Regions from separate parts of the Homo sapiens genome. Here region 2 is linked to region 1. The links are chromatin loops, found by intact Hi-C in ENCODE. Cell type or tissue: GM12878. All regions are shown on one strand. Links, peaks and the distances in the headings refer to the core of each region. The heading gives the core; the rest is flanking DNA.

Region 1 (9,396 bases), core at 1,986-5,985:
GGTTACATTACATATGTGATGAACAGTAGTTATTCTTCTTATTTACCTCCTAATGTAATAAACAGTCAAAACTAGAAATATTGTTAGCTTTACTAAATAGGCTTGCTTCCCATGTTCCAATTTATAGCATAATCTTTAAGAGTAGATTTTATTACTGGTAAATAACATATTTGAAAAGAAACTAATATACTTATTTATGAACTATTTTTAAATAATTAAAAAAACCTCTCAATATTTTCCCCATAGTTCACAACTTATATAATAATTAATATCTTTATGACAAGTCTGATTGTTTAGTTTTTCAAAGAAATGTAATAAGGCAAGAAAATTTTTGTACATGTCTATTTCCTCATAGATATTAAACAGTTTGAGATAATAAACAAAACCTTTTTCCCTAGAGAGTCTATTCTCTATTACAGATAATGTGAAGCTGTATTTCCAGTAGAAAGCTATCATTATATCCACATTTGTGGCAAAAAGAATACTGTATGTATGTAAATATAAAAATAAAGATATGTAATGGAACAGCCAGGGAGATACACAATTTCAGGTTTGAAGAAACAATACAAAAGGAAAAAGCAGTTTATTAAGTGTGTAATAATAGTATGTTTTTAAAAGCCCTGTACAACCTTAACTAAAAATTACTTTATCACTGAAAACCGTTAATGACCATCTGTGCCTTTTGCTGGTAGAGGGCTTGCCTCAGTGTCGATGGCTGCTAACTGATCAGGATGGTGGTTGCTAAAGGCTGGAGCGGCTGTGGCCATTTCTTACAATAAGACAACAATGAAGTCTGCTGCAATCACTGACTCTTCCTTTCAGGAAAGATTTCTCTGTAGCATCCAGTGCTGTGTAACAGCATTTACCCGCAGTAGAATTTGTTTCAGAATTGGAGTCAATCTCTCAAACCCTGCTGCTGCTTTAACAACTAAACCTATGTAGTATTATAAACCCTTCTTTTGTTATTTTGACAACATTCACAGCATCTTCACCAGGAATAGATTCCATCTTAAGAAAATACATTCTTTGTTGATCCATAAGAAGCAGCTCCTCATCAGTGAAAACTTTATTATGAGATTGCACACGATAAAAGCAGTCACATCTTCAGATTCTACTTTTAATTCTAGCTCTCTTGCTATTTCCCCCACATCTGCAACTACTTCCTCCACTTGGAGGCCAATGGAGGGCTATTAAGTGGCCTAATTTCAATATTGTTGTGTCTCAGGGAACGGGGCGGCGGTGGCAGGGGGTGGTAATGGCCAGTTGGTGGAGCAGCCAGAACACACACAATATTTACGGATTAAATTCACTGTCTTTTATGGGTGCAGTTCATGGTGCCTGAAAACAATCACAACAGCAAAACCAAAGATCACTGATCACAGATCACCGTAACAGATATAATAATAATCAGAAGTTTGAAATATTAGGAGAATTCTCAAAATGCGACACAGAGACAGGAGGTGAACACCTGAAAAAATAGTACCTACAGATTTGCTTAATGCAGGGTTGCCACACACCTTCAGTATGAAAAGAAGAAAAAAGCAATATCTACGAAGCAATAAAATAACATATGCCTAAACTCGTGTATTTAAGTGTACCCAAACAGAAAAAGTACAGTAAAAATGTGACTTTTTAATTATAATACAGTATGATAATCTTATGGGACCACTGCAGTCCATCATTTACCAAAATTTGTTATGCAGGTTATGATTGCCTACTTTTTTATTTTAAAAAACTGAGTACATATGAAAGAAAGCACCTGGTTAATGTCTGTGAATATCAGTATATAATACATAGTAATAGTTATTCATAAAACATATACTACTATATACATTTTCATGACTTATAGACATTTAATTCTAAAATTCTGTTATTCTTATTAATTTGTAGTAAATATTACTAAAGTGCTCCCATTTCATAAGAAGCAAGTCTATAGCACAAGTGCCATCCACCCTCTTGCTTTCACCAACGGAGTGACTGGAAGGCTGACTGAGGGATGCAAAGTCGCAGATTATTGGCTCTATTCCCTAAATCAGTGATTTCCAACTGTTGATCTGATGCTAGCATAGGTGATTCTTACATCTCTAGATGTATTACACGGTTCTCAAAACAAATATATTTAGAAAGAAAACCTAAATAAATAAATGAAGTCTTCAAAAAAAAAAAAGAAAAAGAAAGAAAACCAAAAATGGTTGGGATGGAGAAAAGACACAGAAGGCAGTCAAAACCGTAATGAGCACGTGTCCAAGCTCAGGAGTTGTGGTTGTTGGACAAACTATGCTACATGTATATCATCAGTTACTAGCTTATTTGGTTTCATACATCACTGACAACTAGCTTTCCTTTAGAGCACTTGGTCATAGTGCTTGATCCTTTGGAGCACTTGGTTACCTGCATACAGCAGTGAAGTACAACAGAACCCCAACCTGCCAAAGCACTTCAGAATTCTGCTTAAGGACTGGCTCACTATGCTCTTTAACATTTATAGGAAATCTTTCTAAAAGACTACCTTGCTACCATAGGAGAAACCCACAATCAACCCAAGTGAAAGTTTTCTCGAATGTTGAGGATCTGTCTACAGCTGGGGCCAGCAAATGTTTTCTTAGAGGCCCAGACAACAAATATTTTAGGCTCTGCACACTACAAGACTCCATAGATGAAAGCAGCCATAGATGATATATAAACAAGTGCATCTGCCTGTGTTACAATAAAACTTTATTTTCAAAACTATGCTGGTAGGCCAGATTTGGCCCATGAGTCCTAGATTGTCAACTTCTGGTTTAGCCTATTGTTAGATTAAAAAATACTTTTCCCCACTTTTGAAAGTCAGAAATTCTCATGAAATGTTATTCATGCAGTGAGAGGGCACCTTTGACAATTACACTTTGTTAGAGAAAAAGTATATGGCCCCCAAAAACTGCATCAACTTGGGCTCTACAAATTCAGCATGGGTGACTGGATACCTAGGACTAGATTGAGGTTTACCAAGGTTTTTCTACACCATGTAGAAAAAAAAGGGTTTGTTCCCTGTAATAACAGGGAACAAGAAGACTGATGAGTAAATGTTCAACCAACTTAAGAAAATAAACTCACTTAAAGTACCACAGGAAATTCTAGGTTTACAAAGATTATTAACAAAAAACAAATTTTATCTGTTTATTAATGTATATCAGATTGAATCTTTACTTCAAAATCATTTATTAGCTTTTTTTTTTTTGAGATGGAGTCTCGCACTGTCGCCTGGGCTGGCACAATCTCGGCTCATTGCAACCTCTGCCTCCTGGGTTCACACCATTCTCCTGCCTCAGCCTCCCGAGTAGCTGGGATTACAGGCACCCACCACCACACTCAGCTAATTTTTTGTATTTTTAGTAGAGACGGGGTTTCACCATGTTGGCCAGGCTGGTCTCAAACTCCTGACCTTAAGTGATTCACCTGCCTCGGCCTCCCAAAGTGCTGGAATTACAGGCATGAGCCATCGCGCCCGGCCCATTTATTAGCTTTAATTACTATATGAGTAAAATCAACAATATGTATATATTTATAAATATCGATATAATTTCTACTTTTCTGTAATTCAGACCACCTAGCTTTCAAGTCAGTAAGCTGTTCCTGAAACATGAGATATTAACTTATTCATTCATTTAAAAATATTTACTGAATGCTTATTAGCAATTAGGCATTGCCTGGAAGCTGGAGATGTATGAATACAACACAGTCCTGCCATTATGGAATTTTCAGTCTGGGAAAGAAATCTCCTTGGAAAACAACATTACTGTCAGATTAATTTAATCTGAAAATTAATGATCAAGTTTTAAGAAATGCTGTAAATAGTAGGCATTACATATCAAAGTATTAATATCATTTTCACGTACATCTCTTTTTCTCATTATTTGATCATATAGTTAAAAATGTGGTACCACTGATTTCCAGGCATATAATAAAACAAAACAAAATGGTGTATGCTACAGTTGAGGTCAAGTTCCTAAAGAGATTTAATAGAAGCCTGACGCTGCAGAACAATATGTAGAGCAGAACCCTCTTTGTATGTTTAAAGAGAGAACTTTTCTGAAGGAATGTTAACAGTGGGTCTGAGGATAGGGCTGGCAGTTATCACGAGGGTGGGAACTTTTACTTTAAAATTTTATTTTAAATGAAGACGTGTTACTTTTAGAACATTTTTTATTACTTTAAAACAATTTTTTTAGAGACAGGGGTCTCACTATGTTGCCCAGGCTAGAGTGCAGTGGCACAATTATAACCCACTGCAGCCTCGAACTCCTGGGCTCAAAGAATCTTCCCAACTCAGCTTCCCGAGTAGCTAGGACTTCAGGCACCCATGACCACACCTGGCTGATTCGTTTTTTATTTTTTTGAGAGACAGGATCTTACTATGTTGCCCAGGCTGGTCCCAAACTCCTGGGCTCAAGTGATCCCCCGAACTTAGCTTCCCAGAGTTCTGGGATTACAGATGTGGGGCACTGTGCCTGGCCTTAAAATATGTTTTTTTTTTTTTTTTTTTAGTTAGTGGTTAACATCTACAAAGACAAAAAATAAGTTCTCATTAGGAGGTACACAAAGAGAGAATTAGGGGGAGTTATATTCAAATTTATCTTTTTTTACTTTGCAACCCAGGAATGTTTTTCCCTATCCTGACCTGATTCACAACAATTAACTTTTATTTTTTTTTTGCAGGTGGAAAAGTTGAGGGAGGAAGAACACAGAAACCCAAACAATGTGTATGAACATGTTTGTGAGAAAGAGGCAGGGATTACCACGACTGAGCAGACTCTGTGGGCGCCCTCATACCACATGCTGCAGGCAACCACAGCTAGGATCTTCCTTTTCCTTTCTCCCTTACCGCTGGCACCCAGGACCACAAAATTCATTAAAGAAATGTTTCTCACTGCTTGTGAATTTGTTTTCCTTTCAGGCAATGTGATGACAGGCTAGGTTCTTATGCTTTAACAGCCCATCATGGGAATTTTTAACTTAAGCAATTATAAAATAAAAATGTACTGACGCTAAAGATTCATTTATAAACCTGTCGCTTTAATCTTTCTTCATGACTTGTTGGTGTAATTAGGCAGCTATATAGTCACATAAAATTTCACGGAAAAATTATATGCTTACTAGTTGTTGGTCATGAAACAACTTATAACATTGGACTTCACGTTTATTCTCAGACTAAAAATCTAAATGATAGCGAAATTTAATAAAACTTCTTGGAAGGCTTACAGATAATTTTTACTTTGTAAAGCATGTGCATGCTTTGTAAAGCTTTCTCATGCTTCAGTAAATCAGAAGTAATGATGGGGGTACACATTTTCTTACTTAAAACTTAATACTGGGAACAAGAGAACTAGCACGTTGCTACAGTCTCATCAACAACTCTGAAAAGGCAACAAGCCAATACAAACAAATACAGTTTTCCAAAAATACCTGATAATACTTCTAAATTAAGAGCTGACTTCAAGGGAGTGGGGAATAAGGGGAGATTTCTTAAAGAATATAAAATTATAGCTAGACAGACACATTAAATTCTAGTGTTCTGTGGAGTGCTCTATAGTTTATCATATTAAGTATTTCTCAATTAGCTAGAAAAGAGGTTTTTAAATGTTCCTAACACAAACATACAATAAATGTCTGAGGTGACAGATATGCTAATTACTCTGATTTGATCACTACACATTGTTTCAAAACATTACTATGTACTCCATAAAAATGTGTCAATTTTTTAAAATCTTGTTAAAAAACTGATTTCAACTTTATTTTAAAATAATTTAGAAGCATAGTAATTTCTGGACGTCTATTTAATGAAATGTAAAGAAAGAATACCAAATATCTAACCATTCAAAGTCAAAAAATAACATAGATCCTACAGATTGAGTCTATTTGAATAGGAGTAATTTCTAAAAACAATCATTAGTTTACTACTTATTCCTTTGCATTCATATAGTAGCTTCCTAATACTCAGGTTGAAAACAAGCTTGATAAGATCTACTAATTAAAATGGTAAAACTGGAACACTGTCCAGTTTTTAATGTTAAAATTTAAAATCCCACAAACTCAAAATAAAATTACAAAAAACTAAGGCTGGGTATACATTTCTTCATTTGCTGCTCTGACATTCATCATAATTAGATACAGATAGGAAATTTTTCAGTCTCTGTAGTACATACACCAAATAGACATGCAACTTGTTGTTGTTGTTCAAGTCTGAAATTCTCTTTTCAGTTAATATATTTACTGACCTCTTCTGGGACTCTCATGATTGAAGAGAATGCCGTTCACTGCAAAGAGATTATACGCCTCACGGAAGTTCACCACAATCCAATAGGCATAGAGTTTTGCTGCCCCTGTTGGAATAATTTTTTTTAAGCAATGAAGTTTGTTGTAAAAGACAGTGATTCTCACCATCTTCAACAGTAACATCTTGGCCGAAATAATAACTTGTAATGCATCCAAATACAAAAAAGTATCAAAACCCAAAGACGAAATAAAGGTTATTACACCTGTCAATCATGTTCACCAGGAAATATTTTAAGAATTTCTTACTTTTGTAATGCCAACAGTGCATTATTTGACAATCGAATTGATTGAATCTTTCTTAGATCTTTTTCTCTCTCATTCTCTCTCTCTAACTTTTGAGGAATTAGAATGGAAAAAAATGAGGATCTTAACATTCCAACTGCTTTGAAATTTTATCACTGAAGTCTTTCATTAATATTCTCCTTACAAACATATTAGACACAATAGTCTTTTTTTTTGAAGGTTTTGAGCTCAAGGAAATTTCATGGAAAATAAAAAAAAACATGAAACCTTATCACTTCAGTATAATCTCATAACAGTTTAGAAAAAGAATCACATTGGGTCTGATTTTCCATTTCAAGTGATCTGTATGGAAGGGCTGAATGAACATGGGTTGGTGAAGTGAGGTGGTAATTTCACCCCGAAGGCAATGGCAGCAAATACTTGTAGTTAGCAACGTATAAAGGTATGCTTCTCAACAAGTTCAGTCACTTTAGTCTACCTTAATGTTAACCTCACACCCAAATGACTTCAGCTGTGAGACATGAACAGAATGAAAGGAAAAACACACACCCCCCACACCCACAGATAACGCCACACATGTGCTCCGGTGTGCACGCATGTTCTCACCATAGGGTGACCGGGGATAGAAAGGGGTGGTCTCCTTCTGGGGTATTTCCTGCACTTTCCCATAAAGTTCACTTGTTGAGGCTTGGTAGAACTTCACAGAGTTGATAAGGCCACAAGTCTTAACTGCATCTAGAAGTCGTAGAGTGCCAACTCCGTCAACGTCCGCAGTGTACTCAGCGAGGTCAAAGGAAATCTGGAAAAAGCAGGCGGAGACAGGGCTGCATTAATAGCTTCATAGCACAAAGGTGCTGTCAGCAGGAACAAAGACTACAATTTCACACACTGTGAAATGTTGGTGAGAAAATATTATTTTCTAACAGCACAATAAGAACGTGGATGTCATCTACATACAGTATCAAATTGCTAAAAATATCTTAATTCCTATTAATTACCTATGGTAATGTGAAGAACACTTTAACCGCCCTTCTACTACTCGTAATTCTAGGCTGGAGTTCCTAGGGCATGGGTTATTATAGGGCAAACCCTATTCCTCAGAATTATCTGGGATCTTCCTTAAAAATTCAGTCTGAACCAATCTCTTTGGGGGGTAGGGACCTAGGAAATTTACATTTTTAATGAGCCCCAGTTGATTTTTATGTACAGAGAAGTTTTGGAACATGTGCTTTAGAACACAGCTGAATTTAAAAAGGGTTGTTTTATTTTCTATTCTAAAGGTACAATAATAAATTTGTAATCTATTACACGAATGCATAATCTTTTTTTAATTTGAGACACAGAGCATACAGCAAGATGCTAATGTATATATGAACCAATTTCTAAGCGAATGCTGAGGAATAATTCGATATTTTGCAGTTCTTTAGAGCACTTTTTAAAAACAAGTGTGACTGATATGCTTTCTGAAATTATTCTATTTATGCATAATGAACAAAATAATCTAATATTAAGTCCCCTAAAATAATAAGGCTCAAAATCTTTGTCACTGGTTTATTCGTAGGCTAATATAGCTGGGCACAGTGCAAACAGGCTTCCCCTGCTGCCTCGTGAATCCTCAACTGGAAAAACCCCTTTGAGGGGTAAGGTCACTGGTCTTCGTCACTGCTGGGTCCTGCATGTGTGCCCTGGAGCAGAAGCTGTCCCCTGGCACATGCAAATGGTATTCAGGCAACTGCTCACCAGGGACCCTATTTAGACCACTAAACTCATGTCATTTAGGCCTGTGAGTAAAGGTCATGTGGCTGCCGGGAAATCAAAAGAAAAAAAGTATGTTTCATCCACAGTCTTTCAAAGGTAAGAAAGCAAATTTGGAAGTCTGTTATTTTTATTCTTTTCTAATAACAGTTCATTAAGATATAATTCACACCCATAAAATTCACCCTTTTAACAGTTTACAGTTCAGTGGTTTCTAGTACATTCACAGCAGTAGATGCCATCATCACCATCTAAGCCCAGAACATTTTCATCACCCCAAAAAGAAACTCCGTACCTAGTACTCAGTACCTCAGAACCTAGTATCAGCAGCCACTCTCTGGTCCCCAACTCTCACTCTGACCCCAACAGCCCTGTCACTATATATTTGCCTACTGTGGATGTTTCATACAAATGGAATCATACAATAGGTGGTTTTTAGTGACTGGCTTCCTTCGCTTACCATGTTTTCACTTTGGTTGAGTATATACCTAGGAATGTAGTTGCTGGGTCATACAGTAACACTATATTTAACATTTTGAAGAACTACCAGACCATTTTCCAAAATGCCTGCGTCATTTCACCTTCTCACCATCAATGAACAAGAGTTCCAATTTCTCCACATCCTACATAGACTTGCTGTGGTCTTTTTTGTTATATCCATCCTAGTGGTGTGAAGTGCTATCTTGTTGTGGTTTTTCTTTTTCCTAATAAATAATGTTCAGCATCTTTTCATATGCTTATCAGCCATTTGTATCTTGTTTTTGTAGAAATGTGTATTTGAATCCGTTAGCCATTTTTAAATTGGGTCATTTGTTGAGCTGTAAAAGTTTATATATATATACATATGCATATACATACATATATATATATTCTGAATACAAGTCCCTTATCAAATATATGACTTGCAATCTTTCCTCCCATTATCAGGGTTGTCTTTTTCTTTTCTTTTTTTTCTTTCTTTTTTTTTTTTTTAAGATGGAGTCTTGCTCTGTCACCCAGGCTGGAGTGCAATGGCGCGATCTGGACTCACTGCAACCTCTGCCTCCCGGGTTCAAGTGATTTTCCTGCCTCAGCCTCCTGAGTAGC
Region 2 (9,396 bases), core at 3,046-7,045, 120 kb after region 1:
GAAAATGGCCATACTGCCCAAGGTAATTTATAGATTCAATGCCATCCCCATCAAGCTACCAATGACTTTCTTCACAGAATTGGAAAAAAACTACTTTAAAGTTCATATGGAACCAAAAGAGAGCCCACATTGCCAAGCCAATCCTAAGCCAAAAGAATAATGCTGGAGGCATCACGCTACCTGACTTCAAACTGTACTACAAGGCTACAGTAACCAAAACAGCATGGTACTGGTACCAAAACAGAGATATAGACCAATGGAACAGAACAGAGCCCTCAGAAATAATGCCACATATCTACAACTATCTGATCTTTGACAAACCTGACAAAAATAAGCAATGGGGAAAGGATTCCCTATTTAATAAATGGTGCTGGGAAAACTGGCTAGCTGTATGTAGAAAGCTGAAACTGGATCCCTTCCTTACACCTTATACAAAAATTAATTCAAGATGGATTAAAGACTTAAATGTTAGACCTAAAGCCATAAAAACCCTAGAAGAAAACCTAGGCAATACCATTCAGGACATACGCATGGGCAAGGACTTCATGTCTAAAACACCAAAAGCAATGGCAACAAAAGCCAAAATTGACAAATGCTATAAATTCTTTTGATTCATGAGCATGGGATATCTTTTCATTTGTTTGTCTTCTATTTCGTTCATCCATCTTTTGTAGTTTGCTTTGTCGAAATCTTTACCTCCTTGGTTAAATTTATTCCTATGTTTTTTTAATAGCTAGTGTAAATAGAATTGCCTTCTTGATATCTTTGGTGGCTATTTCATTATACTTGTATAGGAACACTACTGATTTTTACATGTTCATTTTGTATTCTGCAACTTGGCTGAATTTGTTTATCAGTTCTAAGAGTTTTTTGTGGTAGTCTTGTTTTTTTCTAATAAGATCACGTCATCTCAAAGGTAAACAGTCTGACTTCCTTTCTACCAATTTAAATGCATTTTATTTTTTAATCTTGTGTGATTTGCTAGGATTTCCAGTGCCATGTAGAATAGGAGTGGTGAAAATGGGCATCCTGGTATTGTTTCTGTTCCTAAAGCAAAGACTTTCAACTTTTCCCCATTCAGTATGATGTTAGCTGTGAGTTTGCCATATATGTCCTTTATGATTTTGAGGTATGTTTCTTCTATGCCATATTTGCTGAGAGTTTTTTATCATGAAGGGATGCTGAATTTTATCAAATGCTTTTTCTACAACTATTGAGATGATCGTATGTTTTTTATCATTCATTCTGCTTACGTGATGTATCACATTTGTTAATTTGCATATGTTGAACCATCCTTGTAGCCCTGGTATAAAGCCCACTTGATTGTGGTGTATTATCTTTTCAATGTGCAGTAGGAATCAGTTTGCCAGTATTCTGTCGAGGATTTTTGAATCCATATTCATCAAGAATAATGACCTGTACTTTTCTTTTTTTGTGTGTCCTTGTCTGGTTTTGGTATAAGGGTGATGCTGCCCTCATAGAATGAGTTAGGGAGAATTCCTTTCTCTTCAATTTTTTGGAATAGTTTCAAGAGGATTAGTATCAGTTCTTCTTTATACATATGGTAGAATTCGGCCAAGAATCAATCTGCTCCTAGCCCTTTCTTTGCTGAGAGACTTTTTATTACTGATATGACTTTGTTACTGGTTATTGGTTTGTTCAGGCTTTCTGTTTTTTCCAGATTCAAGCTTGGTAGATGGTAGGTGTCCAGGAAATTATCCATTTCCTCTAGATTTTCCAGTCTGTTAGTGTGTAGCTGTTCATGATAGTCTCTGATGAACCTTTGTATTTCTGTGGTATCAGATGTAATTTCTTTTTTATTTCTGATTTATGTGGGTCATCTCTCCTTTTCTTGGTTAGTCAAGCTAGTGATTTATCAATTTTGTGTCTTTTCAAAGAATCAACTTTTCGTTTAACTGATCCTTTGAACTGTTACTTTAGTCTCTATTTTGCTTATCTCTGCCCTGATCTACATTATTTCTTTCTTTCTCCTAATCTTGGATTTGTTTTGTTCTTGCTTTTCTAGTTTCTTGAGGTGCATCATTAGATTGTTTATTTAAACTCTACTGTTTTGATGTGGGCATTTATTGCTATAAACTTCATGTTAGTACTGCTTTTGCTGTATCCCACAGGTTTTGGTATGTTGTGTTTCCACTTTCATTCGTTTCAAGAAATTTTTTAACTTCCTTCTTAATTTCTTAATTGATCTAATCGTCATTCAGGAACATGTTGTTTAATTCCATACATCCGTATAGTTTCCAAAGATCCTCTTGATATTTCTAGTTTTATTCCATTGTGTTCTGAGGACATAGTTGATATGATCTTGCGTTTTAAAAAATTGTTGTTACCTATTTTGTGGCCTAACAGTCTATTCTGGAGAATATTCCATGTGCTGATGAGAAGACTTTATATTCTGTAGTTTTTGGATAAAATGTTCTGTAAATATCTGTTGAGTCCAGGTAGTCTAAAATCCAGTTTAAATAAAAGTTTATAAATGTTTGTTAACTTTCTGTCTAAATGATTTGTCTCATGCTGAGAATGGGGTTGGAGTTCCCCACTATTATTGTATTGTAGTCTCTCTCCTTAAATCTAGTAATATTTATCCTATGAATCTTGTTGCTCCAGTGTTGGACACATATATATTTAGAGCCATAATATTCTGTTGCTGAATTGATTCCTTTGTCATTGCATAATGACCTTGTCTTTTTTTTTTTTTTTTTTTTTTTTTTACTGTGTTTGACTTAAAGTCTGTTTTATCTGACATAAGTATAGCTACTCCTACTCACTTTTGGTTTCTGTTCGTGTGGAGTAATTTTTTCCATTCCTTTATTTTTAGTCTACATGTGCCATTATAGGTAAAGTGTGTTTCTTGCAGGTAATATATAGCTGGATCTTAATTTTTAATCCATTCTGCCAGGCTGTAGCTTCTAAGTGGAAAATTCAATCCTTCCACATTCAAGATTATTATTAACATGTGAGGTTTTGTTCCTATTATATTGTTATTGTTTTCTGGTTTTATATACTCTTCATTCCTTTCTTTTTCACTTATTTTTTCTAATTTTGGTTTGGTGGTTTTCCGTACAGGTACCATTTAATTACTTTCCCTTATTCCTTTGTGTGATTGCTTTATTAGCAGGTTTTACACATTCATAAGTTTTCATGATGGTAAATGTAGTCATTTTGCTCCCAGGATTAGGACTCCCTTAAGCAATTTCTGGGGAAGACTTTATTTCTCCTTCAGTTACAAAGAATATTTTTGCTAGATATAGTATCCCTTGGATAGCATTTTTTTCATTCAGTACTTTGAATGTATCATTCTTTCCTGGCTTGTAAGGTTTCTGCTGAGAAATTCACTATTAGCCTGATAAGGTTTTCTTTACAACTGACTAGGCACTTTTCTCTTGCCTTTTTCAGAATTCTGTCTTTGACTTTAGATAGTTTGACTATAATGTGCCAAGGAGAAGACTTTCTTGCATTGTATATGTTTGCGGATCTTGGAGCCTCCTGTTTCTGGATATCTAAATCATTTGATAGATTTGGGAAGTTTTCATCTATTATTTAATAACAAAAAAATAGATGAGTTTTCCAATCCTTTTGTTCTCTGTCTTCTGGGACCCAAATGATTCAAATATGTGGTGGCTTTATAGTATCCCATATGTCTCGAAGGCTTCAATTATTCTTTTTTATTCTTTTAACATTATTTCTGTCTGATTAGGTTATTTTGAAAGACCTGTCTTCTGTCTTTGAGTTGTCAGATTCCTTCTTCTGCTTAATCTAGACTATTGTTGAATCTAACATTTTTTATTTCATTCAATGAATTCTTCAGTTTCAGGATTTCTGTATGGTTCTTTTTTATGATAACTATCTCTTTGGCAAATTTTTCATTCATATCCTGCACTGTTTTTCTGATTTCTATGTATTATTTTTCATAATTCCCTGGTATCTCACTGAGCTTCTTCACAATCAAGAATGTGAATTATTTGTTCAGGATTTCGTGAATTTCTTTTTGATCGGAATCATTGCTGAAGAATTATTGTGTTCCCCTGGAGATGTCATATTTCCTTGCTTTTTGATGTTTCCTGCATCCTTATGTTGCTACTTGGGCATCTGGTGTCAGTCACTGCCTTCAATTTTTTGAATTTACTTTAACAGGGGAGGGCATTGTTTTGAACATGTATCTATGGTGTTGGTTGGGTAGGGCACTTTAGCTATGATTCTAGATGTATGCAGTAGTGTAGTCTCTGTAAGATTTCTTCAGCTGTACACAGCACCAGTTATCTGTGATTTCCTCAGTAGCTTATGGTGCAGTTATTAGTGGAGGCTGTGGTAACGTTTTGCTAGGGCCTGGGGTGGCAGGTAAGTCAGTCTTCAGGCCCCATGATAGCAGCAGTGGGTTGAGCATGCATTTCCTTGGGCCCCAAGGCAGTGTACACTGGCACTGGTGTTACAGGTCCAAGCAGGCCAATTCTTGGAAAGTATAAAAATGCGAAGATTAATTCTGGTGTCATCAGAGCTGAATTACAATACCATTCCTGTCACTTCCTGGGTATTTCATCTCAGGTAAGTTATTAGGTTGAACAACCTAATACTGCTGATATTCAACTACTGTATTTGGGTGCTACAAGATCGCAATTTCATATGGCCCAACTGAATAATTATAGTAGCCTCAATTTTCTGTAAAACTGAGAAAATATCCCCCAACTTAACAAGGCCATTGTATGGGCTCATACAATAGTCTCACAAAAACTCTTTAAATATTTTTATCAAAGGTTTGTTTTAAAATGTGTTAGTAAACGTAAAATGTCAGATTCTTAGTGAGAAACCCATGTTCTATATTTTAAACTTTTGAAAGATGAAAAAGATATGGTAAAATCAGCACTTCTGTGGTGGAAAAAAAAACAAAACAAAACAATCAGGACAGAAAAATATGCCCTAGGAACTCCGGATGGTTTTCTCTGGCTACACACAAAGAGTCTGCACACTGCTAATGGCTCAGTCCCAGAGGGCTGCTCTATGCCCTCTCTGTGCAGCTCAGTAGGATGGCTCGGCCTTCTTTCCCTGAACACCCAACAGCCTTATGAAGGACCACACAAAGTCTTTCATCAGGACTTCCCCTCCGGATTCCTCCAGACAACCTTCTGCTTGTCTGTCCACATCCCTCTGCTCTGGAATGTCCTTGTCCTAGAGCCCTTCCATCACCTCATCATTTGAACTTACATTACCCAGTTCTGCAGCTTGCTCCCCTGACCTAGGCTGACTTTGAGGGGGAAAAAAAAAGCCAATGTTTGCATTTTAGCAATAAGATTAACCACAACCCTGAAAGTCACAGGCCACAAGCCACACTCTATGCTACCACAGTGTACCGATTTGCTTTTGTAGGCCTCCTTACAGTATGGGTTTGATCTGGAGCCCTTCTCTCTGTTTTAGAGAATATTCACAATGAAAAATTCAGCGTAGGTGAATGACCCATCATTTCTGTTCTAATGAGGTCTTTGGAATTCCAGAATAGATATGTTTATTGCTGAGATCTCCCCTCTCCCTCTCTCAAGCAAAAAGATATCAACGAAGGTGGCCTCTCAATTACCACCCACTTCAAAACTGTCTGACTTCCAGGAGCGTGTAAGCAAGCAGAATGTGGTGTAACAAACCCAATGCCCAGCTCAATCTCACCACTGCCAAAAAGTTCAGGCGATTTAGCCACAATAGGAAATACCCTCATTGTTCTTACATGATGGAACACTATTTCTACGTTCATCCCAGCTATACAAACAATTATATGCATAGTAATAACATTCAAGATGAAGAAAGTAATGAGATAAAAGACACATGATACGTGTTCCCTACTTTACACACACGTGTGCGCACACACACACAAACACACACTCAAACAAAATCCATGGACTTTTCAAGAACCCATCAGCTGATGACATTTACCACAGGGCTCACTGGTCATTCCCTCGATGCACTTCAAGTATTTTCTTTTAGTAATCAGGAAAGTAAGGCAGCACAAAGAATGAGGTACTGCGACAGGGAGACAGTCAACAGAAGGAGACAAAAAGAGAAGAGTGTCACTGCTGCTGGCCAGGCCAGCGGCCCAGGGCCCCACATATCCCACAGCAGTCTATCTGGCAGGTCCCCTCATAAAATTGCAGGCATGGGCTCCTATCATGTCCCCTCCATGTTACAATGAGGATTACAGCTCAACATTGCTAAAAACTCAAAGTGCATTTCTTTGATCAAAAATAACAAAATTAAATCCTAAATCTCACTTATAAATCCTAACACTGAAAGAGCTGTCTGAGAGCATCTAAAACAGTGTTTTTCAAACTGAAAGTAATGGTTATGGGTCACAAAATCAATTTAGTTAATGACACTTTTAAAAAATAAAGAAATATTGCACACTGTAAGAACATATACTGGTTTGTAAAATTTCTGTTTTCAACATGTGTCTGTGCTATAATGTTTTATAAAACATATTTCTTACTGTGGGTTGCACTCATTTAAACAAAAGCCTTCAAAATATTTATCTAATTCAATATCCTCACTGGATGACAAAACCGAACCCCAAAGTGGGTAAAGGTGGTTAAAGTAAGTTACACACCTTGGTACTGACAAGGATTCAAACCTATTCATTCTTCATCACAAGATGTCTTTTTAAGAAAAACCACAATCCCATTTCTACAATTCTTAAAAGTCCCACTAAACATCATCATTTATAAAACACAGAAGCAGGTATCTGCAAATTTTTCAGAGAATTGAGTATAAACAACTTAAACAATTTCTCCAAGTCACTTGGCAAATGTAGGTTCTCAGGGTAAAATCAGACAGTGGGATTAGAAACACGGCACTGTGGCTTTTAATCAATACAAGATTAGATACCTTTAACACTTTAGCACGATGTCGAGCACTTAGTAAACGCTAGTATCTTCCTTAATCATACTTCCTGCACTTTCACATCCATACAGCTTGAGCCTGGATGGAGCCCAGACCATCCAACAACAGCAAATCTTCCATCTAATCCAGCTACCCAACCATAGTATTACCATTATTAAGTAATCTGCAACTCGTCAAGTATCTAAGGCAGCCCCAAGAAAACACAAAAACCATAAATACATCCTGACTTACTCTAATGGGTTGTAAAATTAAATGAAGTGGACAGAAAAACAAGATTCAAAACAACCACTTAAGAAGGAAAAATCAAATCATTCAAATGAAAATGCCACACTGAATACAGAATACAGACACCTCTTCTGATATTTTGGTTAATTCTAACTACTTTGAAAGATTGACCCAAACATCTTCTAGATAATCAAGAGTTGAAGGTTATGCCTATACCCTCAGAAAGCTAATTTTGCCTTCATTTTACAATCAAGTCTCTGATTTCTCACAAACCTTCATGCAATTTGAGTCTTAATATAACTACAGCTTATTGGGTAAGTCCATCATCAACTAATCTGCAAATTATGGTATATTTATCATTTGCTATTGATATCCTATATCCTGACAGATATACTCAAGTGGAGGTTTATTTCTAACAAAATATTCCAGTTAATTGGGGGGTATTACAATGGCCCACATTAACAGAAATTATTCAACTTGAATAAGAAGAAACAGCTAAAGCTAAAATATATAATATTTAAGTTATAATAAATCATAAATCAGTCAAATTATATGTCTCAAGGACAGTTCTGGGCAGAGAAAACCAAATTAACAAATACTTAATCAAATGCCCTCTATATGCAAAATACCGTGCTACACTTTATATTTTAGGTAAATGCAAGTAACTTACTTTCCTGGCTAAAGTCTTGGGTCAGATTATAAAAATTACAATTGATTACATAAAACTTAATTAACCTTTTCCTTCCTCCTCATAGATACTCTTCATATCAATTTATGTATTTCCAAGTACTATACCTATAATGTAGAGGCATCTGCGTTTGAGAGGTTTGAGGGAGAAAAGAGATTTTAAAAATCATATAAACTTTAAAAACAAATGAACAAGTGGCCACCCCATAAACATACCCTTTTTCATCAAGTGGTTGGACTCACATTTGACAAGCTGCTTATTTGTTCAAGTAGCAGATGATGATCAAACTTTCCAATCTCTAAAATAGCTCCCAGATTCTAGATTACTCAATTACCCTTCATTTCACAGCAAGCAGCTCTAATAAAATAATCTAAATAAAACTCTTTTTTTTTCTTTTTTTTGAGACGGAGTCTTGCTCTGTCACCCAGGCTGGAGTGCAGTGGCGCGATCTTGACTCACTGCAAGCTCCGCCTCCCGGGTTCACACCATTCTCCTGCCTCAGCCTCCCGTGTAGCTGGGACTACAGGCGCCCGCCACCACGCCCGGCTAATTTTTTGTATTTTTAAATAGAGATGGGGTTTCACCGTGTTAGCCAGGATGGTCTCGATCTCCTGACCTTGTGATCCGCCCGCCTCAGCTTCCCAAAGTGCTGGGATTACAGGTGTGAGCCACCATGCCCGGCCTAAATAAAACTCTTTAATTCAACTTCTCAAAAGTAAAAGAGTGGGTTTACATATAATTTGAGCAAACCAGAGAGGACTATCCCCTTCATCAGAAACTTTCTGACACTATTAAAGTGAAAGAACCAGTCTTGCAATTAGTTACATAAAACCACAACCAAATTCAGAAGTCAGTACCAAATTTAGCAACCCTATCATTTTTCAAGGTTGTACCAGTTTTTACTAGACAAAGCAAATGAAGCCTAGGAAAATACCTGAACATGTTCACATTTAGAAAAGTCTACTCTTCTACAGTCCTATTTAACCAATGTCATGAGATCCTTAAGTTTATGAAAGTATTTTCTCTTCCATGAAAGAAGCAAAAAAAAAAATTATTTTTCTTAGCTTAGAAATCTTTAAGGCAAACCCAGGTCCACTCTCGTGACCTTATCTTTTTTATTCCTTTCTTTCTCCCTAGGTATCTGTAACATGGTTATTTTCATTATTTTCTCACTTATTTTTTTCTTGTGAATCACCTGTGGCTTTTTAGTATAGCAAATATGTTAGGCTAAATAAAAAAATCGGGTTTCTTTTCTCACTAAGTAAATAACTCTGATTATAATATTTCATCTTGAATTAACATTATTCTTAATTGTCTGTGCACCTTACCTTACACATTTAGCAGTCATATGCACTTCCTTCCAGTTTCTCTGACTTTTTTGCACATCAGTCTCCTCGGAAGAGAAAAATCTAACTATTTTTTTTTAAACAGGGTCTCACTCTGTCATCCAGGCTGGAGTGCAGTGTCACTATCTCAGCTCACTGTAGCCTCAACATTTTGGGCTCAAGTGATCCTCTCACTTCAGCCTCCAAGTAACTGGGACTACAGGCGCTCACCACCACACCGGCTAATTTTTGTATTTTTTGTAG

The links. Hi-C counts contacts between places; a loop is a spot of excess contacts. Peaks named below come from ENCODE experiments on the same cell type or tissue, not always from the same donor. Only the 100,000 strongest peaks of a DNase experiment are listed, where the experiment ranks them.
Region 2: a loop joins it to region 1, with 2.5 times the contacts of the local background. A loop is called at or near these places in 2 of 110 quality-filtered maps.

The regions. Positions count from the first base shown.
Region 1 is chr6:1,953,613-1,963,008 of GRCh38, forward strand. It overlaps GMDS (GDP-mannose 4,6-dehydratase), which reads right to left. Exons shown (of 11, transcript NM_001500.4): 5 at 7,162-7,354; 6 at 6,255-6,359. Among named protein-coding and RNA genes, the nearest start is that of GMDS, 290 kb to the right of the region's middle. RefSeq lists an enhancer at 1-2. In GM12878, for the core only: no CTCF peak of the experiment used is centred there; no DNase peak of the experiment used is centred there.
Region 2 is chr6:2,076,317-2,085,712 of GRCh38, forward strand. The region is part of intron 4 of GMDS (GDP-mannose 4,6-dehydratase); the gene reads right to left. Among named protein-coding and RNA genes, the nearest start is that of GMDS, 160 kb to the right of the region's middle. In GM12878, for the core only: no CTCF peak of the experiment used is centred there; DNase peaks (open chromatin) are centred at 5,295 and 5,635; H3K4me3 peaks cover 613 bases.